Regions from separate parts of the Mus musculus genome. Here region 2 is linked to region 1. The links are chromatin loops, found by intact Hi-C in ENCODE. Cell type or tissue: heart. All regions are shown on one strand. Links, peaks and the distances in the headings refer to the core of each region. The heading gives the core; the rest is flanking DNA.

Evidence for each region. Peaks named below come from ENCODE experiments on the same cell type or tissue, not always from the same donor. Only the 100,000 strongest peaks of a DNase experiment are listed, where the experiment ranks them.
Region 2: a loop joins it to region 1, with 2.9 times the contacts of the local background. A loop is called at or near these places in 13 of 42 quality-filtered maps.

Annotation. Positions count from the first base shown.
Region 1 is chr11:99,239,532-99,248,543 of GRCm38, forward strand. It overlaps Krt222 (keratin 222), which reads right to left and starts at 4,616. Exons shown (of 6, transcript NM_172946.3): 1 at 4,412-4,616; 2 at 962-1,090. The coding sequence starts at 4,507. Gm32385 (a long non-coding RNA gene) reads left to right here and starts at 4,364. Exons shown (of 4, transcript XR_389025.3): 1 at 4,364-4,451; 2 at 6,746-6,809. In heart, for the core only: CTCF peaks have their summits at 3,935 and 5,191 (motif pointing left); a DNase peak (open chromatin) is centred at 4,480; H3K4me3 peaks cover 880 bases; H3K27ac peaks cover 710 bases.
Region 2 is chr11:99,184,207-99,193,218 of GRCm38, forward strand. No RefSeq gene overlaps it. Among named protein-coding and RNA genes, the nearest start is that of Gm32249, 20 kb to the left of the region's middle. In heart, for the core only: a CTCF peak has its summit at 5,263 (motif pointing right); no DNase peak of the experiment used is centred there; H3K27me3 peaks cover 2,784 bases.

The DNA of each region.
Region 1 (9,012 bases), core at 726-8,725:
CGGGCAACTTTGTGAGATGATGTTTCATCAACATCAAGGAGTAGGGACTAAGGATGCAGCTTCGTAGTAAAGCACTTGTTTAACAAGCACAAGGCCCTGGTTTCAGTCTTCAGTACTGAATTTTTTTTTTTTAAACCATACATAACTAGATAGCTTTCTACATTTCAAAATAATTTTGTAGTTATTCTTTTGGCAAGAAAAAAAGAAGTCCTTTACACTGGGATTAACTTACTGTTATTCTGAATTATTTGATTTTTTAAAAAATATTGAAAACATAATGTCAAAGGTGAAATCAGGTTGCTAGGGGCCTATGCTTTGCCTTTCTGGATGAAGGTATTGCCGCTAAGTCTAACAGTCTGAGTTCAAGCCCCTGGTCCCACATGATAAAAGGAGAGAACTGGCTCACAAAAGTCCTCCTCTGACTTCCACATGTGCACACAGTAAACCAACCAACCAACCAACCAACCAACAAACCAACCAACCAACCAACCAACCAACCAACCAACAAACAAACATAATTTCAAAAAGGCATGCTAGAAAAGTATTAACTATTTTTCCATTAAAAATCTCAATGACATGAATGCAAGAAGCCAGTGGTTAGGAGACTATAGATAATAATAACAATACACAATCCAATTTCTCATAGCAACAGTCAGGAAGCCCCAGTCCCACAATCAAGTACAACCAAATTTCTCTCCATATAAGCTGAACCCTGAGTGAGCTGATTACAGCCAGTGGGTGGGAAAGAGCGAGGATTCGGGCTAACACTCAGTGGCCTCCATAGTTCTGCGCTCTCTCTCTCTCTCTCTCTCTCTCTCTCTCTCTCTCTCACCCCCCCCTTCTCTGTTGTACACACTGGGCAGGTGCCCTGCCAGCAAGCCACCTTCCCAAGTCGCCTCCTCTCTCTAATCTGCATAGGCTCTGGGGCGCAAGGAGCCAGTTGCCTTGAGCTCTTCCTTACCACAGCGTGGAGAGACTCGATTTCCACTTGCAGGTGGTGGCACTGCCGGCGGGCCTCCTTGAGTTCAGCCTGAGCTGCCTTCAGAGCTTCCCCATCCTTGTCCATTTTTTTGGTTATATCTTCCTCTAGCTGTAAGAAAGTCAATAATAACAACAGCGCACAAAAAAACCAAAGGGCACTCTTGAAAGGGAGGCGTTCAAAAGCAATCACAGAACAATTATATAGGAATCAAATCACCTTTTCTACTTCTATTAGATTACAAGTGTGCATTCTGAGCTGGAGAGATGGCTCAGTGGTTAAGAGCACTGACTGATCTTCCTAGAGGTCCTGAGTTCAAATCCCAGCAAGCACATGGTGGCTTACAAGTGTGTGTTCTGGTGTTTTGTTTATTAATTGATCAAATGCTCAAGCTAGTCAATCTTCTCTGCTATAAAATGATCTTAGAAGTTCCTTCTAACTATATCAGCCTATGAAATAAAGACAAAGAAAAAAAGCACATCTGTTTTAACGAAATTTTTTGAGACAAATTTGTGACCTCTGATCCTTTCCTTTTTTTGAATGTGTTAATAAGAAAGATCATTTGAAATTTAGTGATTATTTTCCACATGTTTTGTAGGCTGCTTCATAGAGGCAGATGCACATCAATTCTGGATGTATGGACTAGGAGCAGACACTGCTAAAAAACATGATTACTAGACTAGTGAACTGGAAACTTAAGTTGTCGTAGCCATCGGTGTTTGTTTGTTTGTTTGTTTTTTCTGGTTTCTTTTTCGAGACAGGGTTTCTCTGTGTAGCCCTGGCTGTCCTGGAACTCACTCTGTAGACCAGGCTGGCCTCGAACTCAGAAATCCGCCTGCCTCTGCCTCCCAAGTGCTGGGATTAAAGGCGTGGCCGCCACGCCCGGCTGTCGGTGTTCTTAAATGAAGTTCTGTGCTACAGAAACCCTTTTACTTTTTTCAAGATGATGTTTTTAAGAAGGAATCTTCAGTTTGGATATTTGGGATAATAAAAATGATTTTGTGTGTGTGTGTGTGTTTGTGTGTCCGTGAAGGTGTGTATGTGTGTGTCCATGCCGGTGTATTTTTGTGTGTAGTATAGCCTGTGTATATTACATGCTGGAGTCAGCCTCAGGTGTAGTTTCTCAGGAGCTTTGATTTTCTTTTTCATTTTTTTTTAGACATGGTCTCTCACTGGGACCCCGGCTGGCTGACTAGGCTAGAATGGCTGGCCAGTGAGCCCCAGGGATCTATGTGCCGGTCTCCGGATCTCACTGCTGGGATGGCTGGCCAGTGAGCCCCAGGGATCTATGTGCCGGTCTCCGGATCTCACTGCTGGGATCACAGTGTTCACCACCATGTTTCACTTTTACACATAGTCCTGCAGATCAGGATATAAAGACTTTTGTAAACAAGATAAGGCTACCGGGACCACTAGTTTTTTGAATTCTCGTTGGGGAGCTGGCAGATAAACTGTGTGTTAGATTCCTAAGATGGTCCCTAGTGAGCCACACCTCCCCCAAGTTCACATCCGTGATTCAAGGTTGAATCAGGCTGTCCTGAGTCTTGCTGTGACCAATTGGCTATGGTAGAGGTGACAGACGCTGTGCAGATTCTAGGCTAAGCCATAAGAAGCCTGTCAGCTTCCACGTCATGTTTTTGGGAGCCCTGGGTCATCATTTTAGAAACCTGGATACCTGGTTAGAGAGGTCATATAGGGAGGCTAGGTAGAGAGGGACCCGAGGCCACGTGGAGGGGGCAGGTAGCAGGCTCAAGGATCTCAGGCTAGCCTTCCAGTAAGCTCTTGCCAAGGTCCCAAACACATTAGCCAGTCACTTTGGTTATGCCAGTCAGTAGGGCACCACCCAGAGTCCCCATCCCCCAGCCTCCTCATCCTACTGAATTACAAGACAGGATGCGTTGGTCTAAATGTTAGGTTGTTGAGTTTTGGGAGGTGACTTACTATGCACTACTTGTTAGCCAAAGCAACTGTATGTTTATTTTCCGGATTTACTTGCATCGTTCTAGGGCTTGAACCCAGGGCTTTGCATATGTTACAATAATATAATAAACCGACTTTGTGAGTTACTTGGGAAAACACATTTCTCTCAAGAACTTTTATGTTACAAAACGTTTTGCTTTTTTTTTTTTTTTTTTAAATTCAAAGTCACTTCAAGCACTGGGACTTGTAAATTCAACTTATAAGTTTACTTTGCAAAATTTTTATTTGGTTTATGATTTTCAAAAGTTGTCCTCTCTTAATATTTTTCTCTATCACGTGGGAAGAGAACAAACTTCTCCTCCATCTAAGCCAAGAGCCCGGTGACCTTGTTTAATCCGTTGAACTGATCATTCTTTTTAAAAACCAAGACTATTACCCACAGGCAAAATTTATAATGATATTGCAATAAGTTACTAACGAAACAAAGTCCTGTGATTTTTTTTTTTAGCTATCATTTTTTTGTTGTTGTTTTGTTTTTGTTTTTTGGCCCTGTTCTTAAGTAAACTCTTTGCTGTGTCCAGGTGCTGGGAATACAATTTGAACCCGGGTATAAGAGGTAAGCTAATAAAACCGTCCTGAGTTTCTGAAACTTTGTTTCCCAAATATTTGCTTTTAAATTTATTTAAATTTGAGGCCTTAATTATTAAAGGCAGGTATTACTTTGAAACTGAGTAGACAGGATTTGAATTGAGCCTTGGTCTGAGTTGGCTCTGTTTCATTTATTTATTTTAAATATCTTGCAAGCTTTGTGTCGGAAGTAAACAGTTCTTCTACCCCCAAAGCAAAAATGGCTACTTTTAAGTGTAGAGTCTCTCACTACTCAGCTGGGGGGATTTTGATTGTCAGATCTGTATTCTTGGTTCTCAAAGCCACATTCACATGCTCAGTTGATTCTATTTATAACAGTCAGTATGAAACCAAGTGCTTGGGAAATATGATAGAAACCTTCTAGAAATATTTTTCTTGCTTTTTGTCTCCCCCCAGAGTGTGCAAGGCAAACAATCTTGACTATCAAGCTTGGAGTCTACAGATGTTATTTAAATTGCCTCTATAATTAACTCCATAATATCTTTGAAGAGTTGTTTGGAATGCTTCCTTCCTGAAAAAAAAAAAAAAAAAAAAAAAAAAAAAAAAAAAAAAAAACCCAAAGAGGTCAGAGAGCACCATTTTATTGCTTGTTGACTCCATGTTTTAGTAATGACGGTCACCTTACGATCTCTATAAAATCCCAATGCATCAATCAATATTTATTGAATGGTTATTCAACAGCACAGCCAAAGGGTTTTCTCCCTGCCTGCCACCCCAGACCCAGTGCAGGAACACCTACATCGCCTCCCCAGTAGATGCTGCGTGGAAAAGGAGATACTGTACCTCAGAGAGGCCGGGACAGGAATCGGGTAGACATGGACTGTCTCCTTATCCTGAAGGTGCCTGGCTGAATGAAATCATTACCTGGATCCGCGTCGACAACACCGTCTCTATCTGATTTCTGGTGAGGAGCTGTTCATAGTTTGCCCTGATCTCATTGAGGAGCTGGGACAGCTCCATTCTTTTCCCATCCTCCACCTTGGCTAACTGGACCTTAGCGATGGGATGAGCCGCTGCGGCAGAGCCTGCCCTGCCTGCGTCGCCAGAGCAGACAGCCCCGCAGAGCCTTAAAGAAGCAGAGATCCATTTCCCCCACCAGAAGCCGGGGGAAACTCCAGGGTTGCTAATTAATTATGCAAATGTTGAGAAACCCTTCCCGCCCATTGTTGTTGATACAGCAGAGACCTTCGGAGTCTCCAGGAAGAGAGGAAAATGACACCCACAGGGTCACTGCAAAGGTTTCCTATGCAAAGTGAATGCTTTGCCTGTGGGGGTGGGGTGCTCACAACCTTAAGCAAATTGTAGTTAGCCAGTCACAGTGGGCAGGCATATTATCTTAGCACTCAGGCAGAATGATCTTGAGTTCAAGGTCAGTCAGGACTTCGTAGTGAGACCCCTGATGGAGAACAAAACAACAGAAACAACGACACCCAAACAAACCACCTCCCAAACCCAAAATAAAACACGAAATTTATTTAGCTTTTCCAACATATTGCTTAGGAATTAAACTGGGGGGCTTTAGAAATGGCTCAGTGGTTAAGAGCACTGACTGCTCTTCCAGAGGTCCTGAGTTCAATTCCCAGCAACCACATGGTGGCTCACGACCATCTGTAATGGGATCAGATGCCCTCTTCTGGTGTATCTGGAGACAGCGACAGTGTACTCATATACATAAAATAAATAATTCTTTTAAAAAAATAATTATACTGGGCTCCAAATATGATAGTTTAAACTTTTCTTTATAGTATTTTAAAAAAAAATGTTTTGATTTTTTAACAAAATGCTAAAGGAGAGGGAAGGCAGAAGGAAACAAAGGGTTAAAGGAATACAGGTGACAAGAAGCAGGCAGGGACTGGTTCAGATGAGACAGGTAAGGTTGTGGGTGGTGGTGAAGGGCCATGGCGGAGGTGGATGCCTACAAACAGGACAATGTCCCATGGAAGGAAATGGTGAAATGGCTTCCCTGTGACTTTGTATGCTAACTTAAGAAAATTAATTTTAAAAACCCCGAATGCTACGGAAAGTCCTCTGAATGTGTTTGTACATGTCCAGCGTTCTGACAGCTACTCTACTCTCGAGTGAGGCAGATGACTGTCATGAGCCGTGGTTCTCAAACGGCCGGCCGTGGACGCCAGCCCAGGAGTAGAGTGTGAGGGATTGAGGTGGATTCCTGAAGTCACTCTTATTCCAGATGAGGCGAGGCTGGAGACGGGCACTGGAGCAGGGTGGGAGCCAGGAGTTAATTCTACCAGGCTTGTGAAATGGAGCCCTTCGGCCCCTGCAATGGGACCCCCACTGAGGGAGACTTTTGCTACTAGAGAGCAGGTAGAGAACACGTCACACTGAAGGGACTCACCCTCAGCTCTTCCAACAACGGTGTTCCACCCAATCTTTTCATTCTGGGACCTGTAAAGATGGAAGAACTGTGGTCAGAGGGGTCAAGTGTCCTACCCAAGGTGGTTCATTGAAATGACAGCATCACTGTCTTAGGGACTTTTGACTGTATGCTGAACGCTGTGCTTGCTTCTTCCTTCTCTTCTCCCGGGGATCTCCAGTCAAGATGGCAGCCTTGTTAGATGCGACTGAAATATTTTTGAGAATGGGCCTGTTGTTTACAGAGTGAATGAATGAATGAATGAATGAGATCTTGGTTCTAGAACCCAGAGGGCCTTTGATATGCTTTTAAAAAGTGTGTGTATGTGTGTGTGTGTGTGTGTGTGTGTGTGTGTGTGTGTGTGGTTTTACACGGGCACAGGTGTGGCGGTCAGAGAATAATTATCCGGAATCATCTCTCTTCTTCCATAATGCGACTCCAGGGATCGAACTCAGGCCGTCAGGCTTCTTGGCCAGTGTCTTTACCAGCTGACTCGTCTCGTGAGCCCACTTACTGCTCCTTTAAATTTCTGAGTTAACTTATGAGTGTAAGTTTTTAATTTATGCTTGTGTATACAGGTCTGTGTATGTGTCTGTGTGAGTGCATGGATACGTGTGTATCTGGATACCTGAGGGGATCAGAAGAGGGCACTGGATCCTTTGGAGCTGTAGTTATTGTGTGAGTGAGACGCACAAAACGGGTACTGGGACTCAAACTCTGCTCCTCATGACTAAGCTTTTAACCATTAGACCACCTCTCCAGCCCCCAAATTAAACTCAGTGTAAATCCAGGAGTGAAACACTAAATGCTCCTTGTTATTTCAGGTTGATCCTGCCCTGATCCCTGCTGAGCTAGATGTGATGGAGGTCCGGCTTGTCAGTCTGCGCTGTAAGTGGGTCTCCCAGCATTTTGTGCACCTAGGCCAGTGCCTCTTGGTGAAATACAATGTGAACTATAAATCTAAGCTGTGCATGAAGTTTTGAGTGCTCTAGGAATTGTATCAAGAGATATTAAAAAGAAACAGGTGAAGTCAATTTTAATATCACATTTTGTTTAATCCCATATATCGAAAATATAACAATATAAAATATTTACACACTTTTTCTTTTGATAACCTCTTTAAAACGCGAGGAGTATTATATAGCCCACCTCAGTTTGGACAAGTCACATTTAAAGTATTCAGTAGAGGTCTAGGGGGTTGGGGGTGGGGAACGGCTCAGTGGTGACTTGCCCACGGCACAAGGGTGAGAACCTGTGTTTGGATGTCCAGTTCTTGCGCAAGAACTGGAGGGAGGGGCTGCCTCAGTTTCTATTCCCTGCCATTGGATCCCCTTTCTCACTATTTGGACTGCCAGGTTGGGCCTCAGTGGGAGAGGATGTGTCTAGATCTTCTGGGACTGAATACCCCAGGGTGGGATGGAACCTTTTTGGAGCAGGAGAAAGGAGGCAATGGGACGGGGCTAGAGATTTGTAAGGGTGGGACTAGGAAGAGAGGAGGGAGGGAGCTGTGCTCGGGATGTAAAGTGAATAAAAAAAAAATGGAGATAGTGACACGTGTTTAAAACTCCAGCACTGTGGGGGTAAAACAAGCAGATCCCTGCAATTCTTGGTCCAGCCTCCCTTCCCAGACTCATGAGCTCCAGGTCCAGTGACAGACCCTGCCTCAAAAAGAAGATGGAGAGTGACTGAAGAAGACACCCAGCTCCTACCTCTGACTTATACACACATGTACCCATGTTTATGAATCTACACAAAAGTGCACATACACGCAGTACACACATACACCAATAAATAGTGTTTAATGGGTTGGGGAACGTATTCAGTGGTAGAGAGCTTGCCTAGTGTATGCAAGGTTCTAGGTTCTACCTCCCGCACCCTGGAGGGCAGGGGAAATGTGAGTAGGAGCTACTGGACACAATGTAAATCTGAAATCTGAGCCCCTTGCTGGGAACACTCCTTGTACACACCAGGAAATGCTATTCACATATTTACATGTGCATAAAAGCAATAGCACCAGACTGGTTCTGAAGGGTCCTCTGAAACCCGTGACATCACATAGGAGGGACCCACAGACCTGTTGCCAAGGCAACAGCCACCATATACCCAGAATCCACTTGGCTCATCTCCTGATGATGAGATTGTTTGTTTTTCGAGACAGGGTTTCTCTGTGTAGCCCTGGTTGTCCTGGAACGCACTCTGTAGACCAGGCTGACCTCAAACTCAGAAATCTACCTGTCTCTGCCTCTCAAGTGCTGGGATTAAAGGCGTGCGCCACCACGCCTGGCTTTAATCTCCCACCTTTACCTGTGTCACCCATATATAAAGTCTCCCCCATCTCTCTCTCTTGCCCCTCTTTCTTCCAATAAACCTCAGGTGGAAATGTTTGGCCTGGTATGGTCCTTCTGAAGCCCCGAGATGGTCAAGATCATAACAGTGAGTGCTCACACATGTGCAAGCATGTAATGTAGCTACTTTTGAAAAAAAAATCACGCTCTTTATTAAGGAACCAGTCACAATAGCTCAACATCATCATCAGTTGGGTTCATGCGATTCTTGGTGACTAGCTGTAGGCTTCAGAATCCTATCAGGATAAGCCAATATGGATGCCATTCTTATGGAGATGATCATCAATTCACTCTCAAAGTGCCTGGCCTGTGTGTTCATTGCGGTATTCACAACAGCCAAGCCCTGGGAATACGCTATGGGTGGGAGGTGGAGTAGAATCTGGGGAGCTGAAGGTCAAAGGGCACAGTGTGTCAGCTAGGGAAGATGACTAAACTTAGAGATCTATTGTTTAAATTTTAATTAATTAATTAATCAGTTAATTAATTTTTAATGAGAGAAAGTCTCTCTATGTAGTCCCAGCTGTTCTAGGACTCTCTTTGTAGACCAGGCTGGCCTTGAACTCACAGAGATCAGCCTGCTTCTGCCTCTACCTCCAGACTGCTGGGATTTGAAGGTGTGCAGCACCTCTCCTGCCAAGCTTAGAGAGCTAATACACAGTTAACAAAATGATATGGTATGTGGGATTTTTATCAAGTAGAGTTTAGTTGCCCTTGCCATTAAAACAGTAACTGCGTGAGATGGTAGA
Region 2 (9,012 bases), core at 665-8,664, 55 kb before region 1:
TCAAATAAAGGCCCTGGTGTGATTTACATAGGATTGGCTCCTGTCTGGCCTTTGGGGGTTCACTAACACTTCCTTGACATTACAGTAGAACCCGCAGCTCCTTCTCCAGGACCATGTGTACCTCTGTGCTACCATGCTCCCCACCATGATAAAAATGGGCTAAACCCCTGAAACTGTAAGCAAGACCCAATTAGATGTTTTCCTTTATAAGAGTTGCCATGGTCATGGGGAGCAAGACACAAAGGTACAATGTCCTCCAAATGTGCCGTGGACAGGTGAAATCAAAGCCTTTCCCACATCTAGTTATGTTTCAGGGCATACTCATCTCTCTCTGATTTTCTTATTACGGTACTGGGTCAGAACTCAGGGTCATGCACAAAGCACTCTATCATTAAACTACTTCTTCCATCTCTTATTATTGAAGAACACAGGTTCTTGAAAGAGAATGTATTGAGGTTTTGTCTTTTACTGTCTATGGCAATGCTAAGTCCAGGCCCCCAAGACCTGGAGTCTGCATGTAGTCCCTGGGACCCTGCCTCCAGGTTAATTCTGGTTGGCGAATAAAGATTCCGGTAGCCAATAGCTGGGCAGAAAAGGCATAGGTGAGGTTGAGATTTGGGGGGTTGCAGGCTTTGGAAGGGAGGACCAGGAGGGAGAGAAAGAGGAGGAGAAGCGACTATTAAATAGGAGAACATGGAGGAGAGGAGGAAGAAGAGCCACCATGGGCTAGCTGAGCTGTAAAAAATATGGCCATGTGGGCTGGCCAGTTGGAGCTAAGAGCAGCCTAGATGAAACTTAGTAGTATTGATAGGAAAGTAGATTCTAACAGCATGGAGGGCAAGCAAGTGCTTAGCTACAGTACTGCCTAAGGCATATTAAAAATATGAAGGCTGTGTATGCCTTTCATCTGGGAACACAAATGGTCTAAAGTGGGGAGGAAGCACTGGGCCAAGACTTTTAATATTTTCTAATACAAAAATCCTAGAAGCAGGTGGCTCAGGCTATAACCACTTGGTATCTACACCTATATCAATCCATTCACCCACCCACCCATCCATCCATCCATCCATCCATCCATCCATCTACCCATCCACTCATTTATCTATACTTCTGTCTTAGTTAGGTGAACAGACACCATGACCAAGGCAAGTCTTATAAAAAACCAACATTTAATTGGGGCTGGCTTACAGGTTTAGAGGTTCAGTCCATTACCATCAAAGTGGGAGCATTACCATCAAAGTGGGAGCATGGCAGTATCCAGGCAGGCATGGCGCAGGAGGAGCTGAGAGTTCTATGTCTTCATCCAAAGGCTGCTAGTGGAAGACTGACATCCAGGCAACTAGGGTTAGGATCTTATGCCCACACCCACAGTGACACACCCATTCCAACCAGATCCTATTCCAACAAGGCCACACCTCCAGATGGTGTCACTCCCTGGTCATCACACCATCCATCTACCTACCCATCCATCTAACTACTCATCTATCCATTCACCCATTCATCTATCCATCCATCCATCCATCCACCCACCCACCATCTACCCATTCATCCATCCATCCATCTATCCATCCATTCACCCATTCACCCATCCATCCATCTACCCACCAACCTAGCCACTCATTTACCCATCCACTCTTCCATTGGACATTTTCCTAGATTTTGTTCACAAATATATGATATATATTCATCATTGGGGACATAAGGATAGAAATTAACCAAATTTTTCTCTATCCCTGCCATGAGTCAGGTTATGAGGACATGTATAGACCACATCTTTGGGTAGAAGACAAACATGTAATGTCTCTCTGTAGTTGGAAGTAGAGATTTGGCAAAATTGCATCTCAACATCAGGGTAGCCATTCATCAGATTGTTGTAGTTCATATCCAGCAGGTGATGAGGCTCAGTGTCTCTTAAAGGTGAGCCAGGGCCACTTTTCAGCCACAACTCATGACCTTCACACAGTCCAACCCCTTGGGACATGCACCATCTTTTGAACTTTGCTAACCCTGAAGGATAAGTACACAGTATGACTGTTTTTTATGATTCTCAGTAGATGGGGGAACTCTTCCCTAAGCTTAATGATGTCATTGGTGCCAATCTTGCTGGAGTTACAGAGAACCCCTATTTTTTTCTATTGATTCTTTAGTCTGGTTTCCCTTGGACCCTGTTGCAAGGGAAGCAGGCTAGGGGCATTCCTGGGTTCTCTGTGCAATTGAAATGCCATCACAGCCACACTGAGAACCAGTGGATGGTAGGCATAGGCAGTTAGCATAACATTGGGGCCAATGCCTTCTCCAGGGCTGCTGGAAAAGGCTGTCACTCTCCCTTCCTAGAGGACATCTGCATAGGGCTGTATAGTGGAGTGTTAGACTGGCAGGCCTTTAGTGTTCTTCTAACATTGTTTCTTCTGATCCAGTGATTTTGTTTGTTTGTTTTGATTTTGTTTTTCAAGACAGGGTTTCTCTGTGCAGCCCTGACTGTCCTGGAACTCGCTCTGTAGTTCATGCTGGCTTTGAACTCAGAAATCTGCCTGCCTCTGTCTCCTGGATGCTCAGATTAAAGATTTGTGCCACCACTGCCCAGCAATCCAGTGTTTTGTTTTGTTTTGTTTTTTCTTTTTCTTTAAGGGCCATGATCATTATAGGACCATCAGAACCCAGTTTTGCGGAGTCTTTCAGAAAATCTTGGTTGAGAATGGAACTCTACCAGTGTTGTCTTAGTTCTATTATGTCAGCTGCGAATCTGAAGGATTTTCCCCTTCCTGGGCCTGAGGCAGAGAAGAGGAAGTGAGAACAAGAGGGGAGAGTTCTCTTACAGTACCTCTTACAGTACAACAACAACCAAAACCCCCTTGGGTTTGAGGAGCACTTAGGGCTTTTCTGTAGCCTGCTCCCCCATTCACAGCCTTTCTCATTTGGTCCTTAGAGCTCCCCCAGTGGAAGGTAGACTTCTGAGCTGCCCCAATTTTATTCTTTTTGTTTCTGACAGGGGGGATAGTCCTAGGAGAGGGTTCAGGTCTGGCCATTTGGGAAGGAGGGAATGATGCAGTCTGGGGAGATGCTGGAGTTTCTGAGATTCCTTGCAGGACCATAAACAAGAGGTAGCATTCTCAGGGCACTCAGATTGGGCCCCGATAATTAAGGAGGAAGAAAAGCCACCAGAACAGGTTCTCAACTGCATAGGGACCCAAGGCCAACTTAATGCAAACAAGAGCCGGCCTTATACCACAGCTCCGTCACCTCCTGCATGGCACTTCACAGAAAGCCTGAGAGCATTTGCGTAAGGCCACAAACACCTGGATGCTTCTTGTCCATTCAGTCCCCTAGGACATCAAGAAAGTCACTGTCTCAAATTCTCCACTCAACCCCCATCTCAGTGCTCAAGGCTTCTCCCCAGGGAAGGCAGCCCTTGACAGAGAAGGACAGGTTAACCTAAAGGAAAGAGACTAGCGGTGGAACACAGAACATGTAATAGCTTCATCTACTTGGAAACAAGGCTCTGGGGTCAGAGGTTATCATCTTCAAAGGTCACCATTCCCCTCCACTCCCCCATCATTCACCCCACTGTGTACCAACAGAGACAGAAGTCGCCGGCACAAACCTGTGTAGAATCTTTCCGGTCTCACCCTAAAAACTAACCCTCCTCCCAACCCTGCAGGCTTGGTTGATTTCTATAATGTCATAGCCCATTTACAAAGCGTTCTGTGTGCTCCCCAGGCCAACAAACTGGTCTATCATTCCCAAGGGCCTTGGTTAAGGGTCCCCTGAGTCTAAAATCCTGGCCCCGTGAGACTTTATCTCTCCAGACCCTCAGGTGGAGTTCGCCTCCCTACCTCTTCTTTTACCCCCGTGTCTTCCCGAGCACAGAAGAGCAGACAGGCTGTCAGGCAGGATTTGCCTTCCGTTGTATGCAAGTCAGGATTTGCTATCAGTGTTGCAGAGCCAGGGAAAGGGGAAAGCTCTGAGCAGCAGGAGCCTTGGGCCCAGCTCCGAGGAGAATCGTGAAGACCGAAGAAAGAAATGAGAAACCTTGGGTGGCTCTCACCTGTGTGGTCCTGTGAGGCAGAGAAGGCAGGAGGAGGATGACTGTCCCTCGGAGGGATGGCTGGCGGAGAGTTCTTAGAACTGGGCCCTTCTCTCTTAGAAAACAGAGAGAAGGAGATGGGACAGGGCTAAGCTGGAACAAGAGGGGAGAAGTGGAGGGGAGGAGACTGGGAAGAGCTCTGGTTCTCAGCCCAGACTGAATCCCACCCTTGGAGCAGTCATCCTGCCCAGGGGTCCAGGGCTTGTCTTTGAGCGTGAGTGGGAAGGGACCCTGGGCAGTATGCTTTTCTTTAGCCCCGAAAGAATGACAAATGGCCCCTGCACTTGATCTTTGTCCAGCAGAACGTCTGGCACCTCTTCTAACCACTGTGACCTCCTGCTCCTCTTCCAGTCCTGAGACTCCAAACCCTAACCAAGCCCAAGCCCAAGCCCAAAGGAAGTAAGAGAAAGCCACCATGATGTGTCCTTCCCAGCCAGTCTCATCTACAATCCATGTCACATACCCTTATTCTCAATACAACTAGGCCACAGAACAGTCTTTCCCAAACACTGACACTGGAATGTATAAAAACACACTTTTATATGATTTATCCCTACCCCCCACTCCACCCAGGCCTCCGGGCTTTCAAAGTTGTTCTGACTCCGAATCAATCTTTTCCAGTGCAAAGCAGAGGGCACTGGACTGGGAGAGGCTACCCTGGGAGCTGGCCCTGGTGCTCCAGTGTGCAACTCGGAGGTCCTGTAGCCACCTGGGTCCTGTCCTATGCTCAAATTGCTCTTCCACTTGACAAAGCACGGGGACCATATCACACTGGACCTCATCTGAGCCAAGTAAGGCTCTTGGCAGATACTGAATAATGTTGAATGAGTGAAAGACCAATGATTAACGGCCCAAAGGAAACTTAAAGTTACCAGCCTCTCTGCCCAGCCTGGGCTGCCACGGCTGACACAGCGTTCTGTCCCACTGACTGAGTCAGAAAGTTCCCATTTTCATTCTCTGTTCTCATTTCAACCGTAAAGATGAAGGTAGGGTCGCACGGGTCCCTGTCCGATCCCTGTATATAGCTTAGGTTCAGCTTTATTTAGCGAGATGACCAACTTGTTTCAGTTAGCCCAGGGACTTTCCCACAGTTGTGGTAAAATGCCCTTCCTCAATCTCAAACTGAGCGGAGTCAGATTTTGTCCGAGGTCCCTGCGGCCAGTTCTTGCCAAGCTCCTGTAGAGGGCGCTAGAGGCCAAGCAGAAGAGGCGGCTCCTAACCTGCCACTTCAGGTGGTTTGTAACAGCGCATCACAGGCGCTATCAGCCCTGGGATTATTGCTTCTCCCCTTAACCTTCCCATCAGGAAGTGCTGTCAGAGAAAGGATGCTTGGGTGAGATGCAGTCCCTATGCTTGTAAACTTCTCTGGTCCCGCTCCCCCTTGGCTCTTCTCTTCCTTCTTTTTTTGAGACTGGGTCTCACAGTGTGGCCCATGCTGGCCTGAAACTCATGTAGCCCGCCAGACTGGCTTCAAATTCACAGCAATCTTCCAACGTCAACTTCCAAGTGCTGAAGTCGTTCAGTGTGAGCCTCCAGGCCAGGCTTACTCTCCTTTCTTGATCCTAGTGCAGTAAAATGCTTGTAAATAAGTTGGCTTGTTGCAGGCTACCAGACTTCCAAACGGTCCTGTGCTAACTATCCGGCATTTCAGCTGCACTGACCTAGAACAACTCAGACCAGGAGTGGAAAAGTTGATTTTGTAAGCAAGGGACTCTCCCTCACCCAACTTTAACCCTTTTGAGTTCTTGCCTGGATTTCTGTAACAAAAGACAGATTAACAAGAAAAAAAAATCATGCAAAAAATGTAAACGTTTTATGGAACAGTAGAACCTTATAGAGAATGAAGACTGTATGCAAGGGGGGTGCAGTAAAGAAACTGCTCGCGTGGGCCACTCCATTAAATGTTTTGGTTGTGAATAAGGGAGGGAAATTATCCAGAGGCATCTGGAATTGTCCAGAGAAGAGAGAAAGAGAAACGGTTTGGATATGGCCAGGGCTCGAGAGCAGAGGATGAGGAATAGAGAGATGGAGGAGCAGGAGAGGGAGGTTGGGGACAACATTGCCATTATGCCATTACGTGGAGAGTGAGTGGGTATCTGGGAGATAGGAAGCCTGGGGAGGTGAGGAGAGACAGTAAGCCATTAGGAAGGCTTTGAGGTGTCTAACAAGTACTAGTGAGTAGTAGAGACTGAGGGAGCCTGGAGGCAGGATGGGCTTTGATGTGCTGATAAGTGCTATAGGTGTTCTTATCAATGGAGAGTCATTTCCCTTCTGCTGGAGGCAAGGCAATGATTGAGGACTGCTGGCCTCTACCAACCTGCCAGAAATCCTTCTGTTGTCCGGCTTGAGCTTCTTTCTTGACACCCGGGATGAGAGACCTAACAAAGACCCTAGGAAACAGGTGTGCAGGTGTGTGTGTGTGTGTGTGTGTGTGTGTGTGTGATAGGTTAGTGGCAGTGCAAAGTCTTCCACACCCCACAGGACAGGGTGAGGGTGGGTACTGGGGGAAACTGAGGGCAGGAGAAGCAAAGCTGGTATATTGGGGAGGCGGCAGGCTAGTTTAACCCATTCCCCATGTCTCTCTTGGGAACAAGGATGGTCTCTTCCAAAGTCATAGGGAGGACTCCTCTCGGTGCTGTCTTGAGACTTAGTTCAAGAGGAATGCAGAGAGACCATTTTTCAAATTTGATCTACTAAAATATTCAGTATTTGGGGGACATCACGTTTTTAATTTTTTTTTAAAACCTCTTGTGGAGCACCGCCAACTCCACCTGCATGTGGTAACACTGACCACTTGGTGAAACTGCCTATGCCTTGCCTGTTGCCAGGGTTCTGCCCAAGCTACGGACACTGTTGGGCTGACTGCCATATTCTAAGTCAAAGTGGGGTCAATCTTCCTAAGTTCCTTCTCCACAGGAAAACCTCTCAAACCTGGGGTTAGGAGCCAAAGGCTGATGCTGCACTCTATGGCAGCTAAAACTTAAATTCTGTCCTGTATGAAGACCGACCACTGCCCCCAGTGAAGCCATCGAGACCATAGGAGCCCAGGGTGACAGTCTAGGTAGTGGTAAGTCTCTGTCATTCTAACTGAGACATTATTTGGTTTCTATAATTTATCCTTCTCAGATTTCTGATGGTGTTGGTAGCTTCATCAATTTAGCAGCAGCAGCAGCTACCTGGCCGATGCACATCATATATAAAAACCATGTCTTACTTTTCTAGAGCTATTGGCTCAACTGATTCAAAAGACAAACCAACAGACAGGTTTGCCTACTAACAAACTTCATATTGAAGGATACACAAATTCCAGATGTAGCTTTTACTGTTTAAAGACACTTGCTTTGCAAAGACTGCTCTCAGTAATCAACCATTTATAATTTATATAGGTATACTGTAGCTTTGATTGCTTTAAGGTTTACTTTTAACGATGGTTCTTTTTTTTTTTCTTTTCTTTCTTTTTTTTTTTTTTAAGCTTTTCGAGACAGGATTTCTCTGTGTAGCCCTGGTTGTCCTGGAACTCACTTTGTAGACCAGGCTGGCCTCAAACTCAGAAATCTGCCTGCCTCTGTCTCCCCACTGCTGGGACTAAAGGCGTGCCCCACCACACCCGGACGATGGTTCTTTTTTTTTTTTTCTTTCTTTCCAATTTTTTATTAGTTATTTTCTTCATTTACATTTCAAATGCTATCCAGAAAGTCCCCTATATCCTCCCCACCCCCACCCCCGACCTTGCTCCCCTACCCACCCACTCCCACTTCTTGGCCCTGGCGTTCCCCTGTACTGGGGCATATGATCTTCATAAGACCAAGAGTCTCTCTTCCCATTAACGATGGTTCTTAACTGCTTTAACCTCCCTTGGAATCAACTACCCACCAGAGATAGTGGAAAAGAACGGATATGGGAGAAGTGGACCCGTTTACAAAGGTTCCTTGGAGGAACTCTCAACTGTGTTGTCTGGAAATCGGCAGTTCAGTTCACAGGTTTGCAGTGGCAGCTCGATCCACACACAAACACCTCACGAGTACACCAGCACTCCAGTTGGATAGAGTTGGGATAGCAAACACCAATCAGCTGCGGTGGCACCACCCAGCAGAGACAGCCAAGCCTCAGCCTCTACACAAGTCAACAGCAGGAAGGACCAAGAGAATCGCCAGAAGTTCTCGGGTCGTTCCTTCGCCTCTCTCAGTGAAGCGAAGATTAGAGAATACTAGAGACCAACAAGCATTATACAGCTAGCTCTATGAGCAAGCCTAGCTCAGCCTCCGTCACTGCCCATCTGTGGAGAGCCGTGCCGCGAGCAATGGCGTGTGTGCCGTGAGCAATCGCCATTATAAGATGGCGCTGGCTTCCACTGCGCCTAACTAGTAAACAAGCCTTATGCACAAGTGCAAGAGTGAACTCACGCCTAGTCACTGCCCATCTCGCTGCGTAGTAATGGGGTGATGGGCGAGCAACGAATCAGGAGCTGTCACGCCACATCAGGTGCTGAAACGTCACGCTGCGGGCTATATAAGCAGCACCGTTTTCCCGGTTTCGGGGTCTTCCCTCCTGATAAGTAAGCAATAAAAGCTTTGCCGCAGAAGATTCCGGTTGTCCTGAGTGTGTTCTTGCCGGTGGGGACAAAAGCTCGGGCAATACCCATCCTCTATGGGTCTTGTCGCACCAGGTGTCTTGCTCAGCACGTGAGTCTGTTCTAGCTGACATCACTCTGCCAATCAGCCGGAGTCTGCAGAAGTGGCAAGAAAGCTGCAGCACACCACCACGAGTTTGTTGGTGTGTTTCTCTTTATGGAGTTCTGACAAATGCTGCTTAGCTACTCAGTGTAAGGCGGACCAATACATGTGTGTTGTTAGTGAAGAATCTTTCATCACATGTCTTTCACGTGCTTGCTTTAGCAAAACATCCTCTCTCCTGTGTCTCCTTCAGTG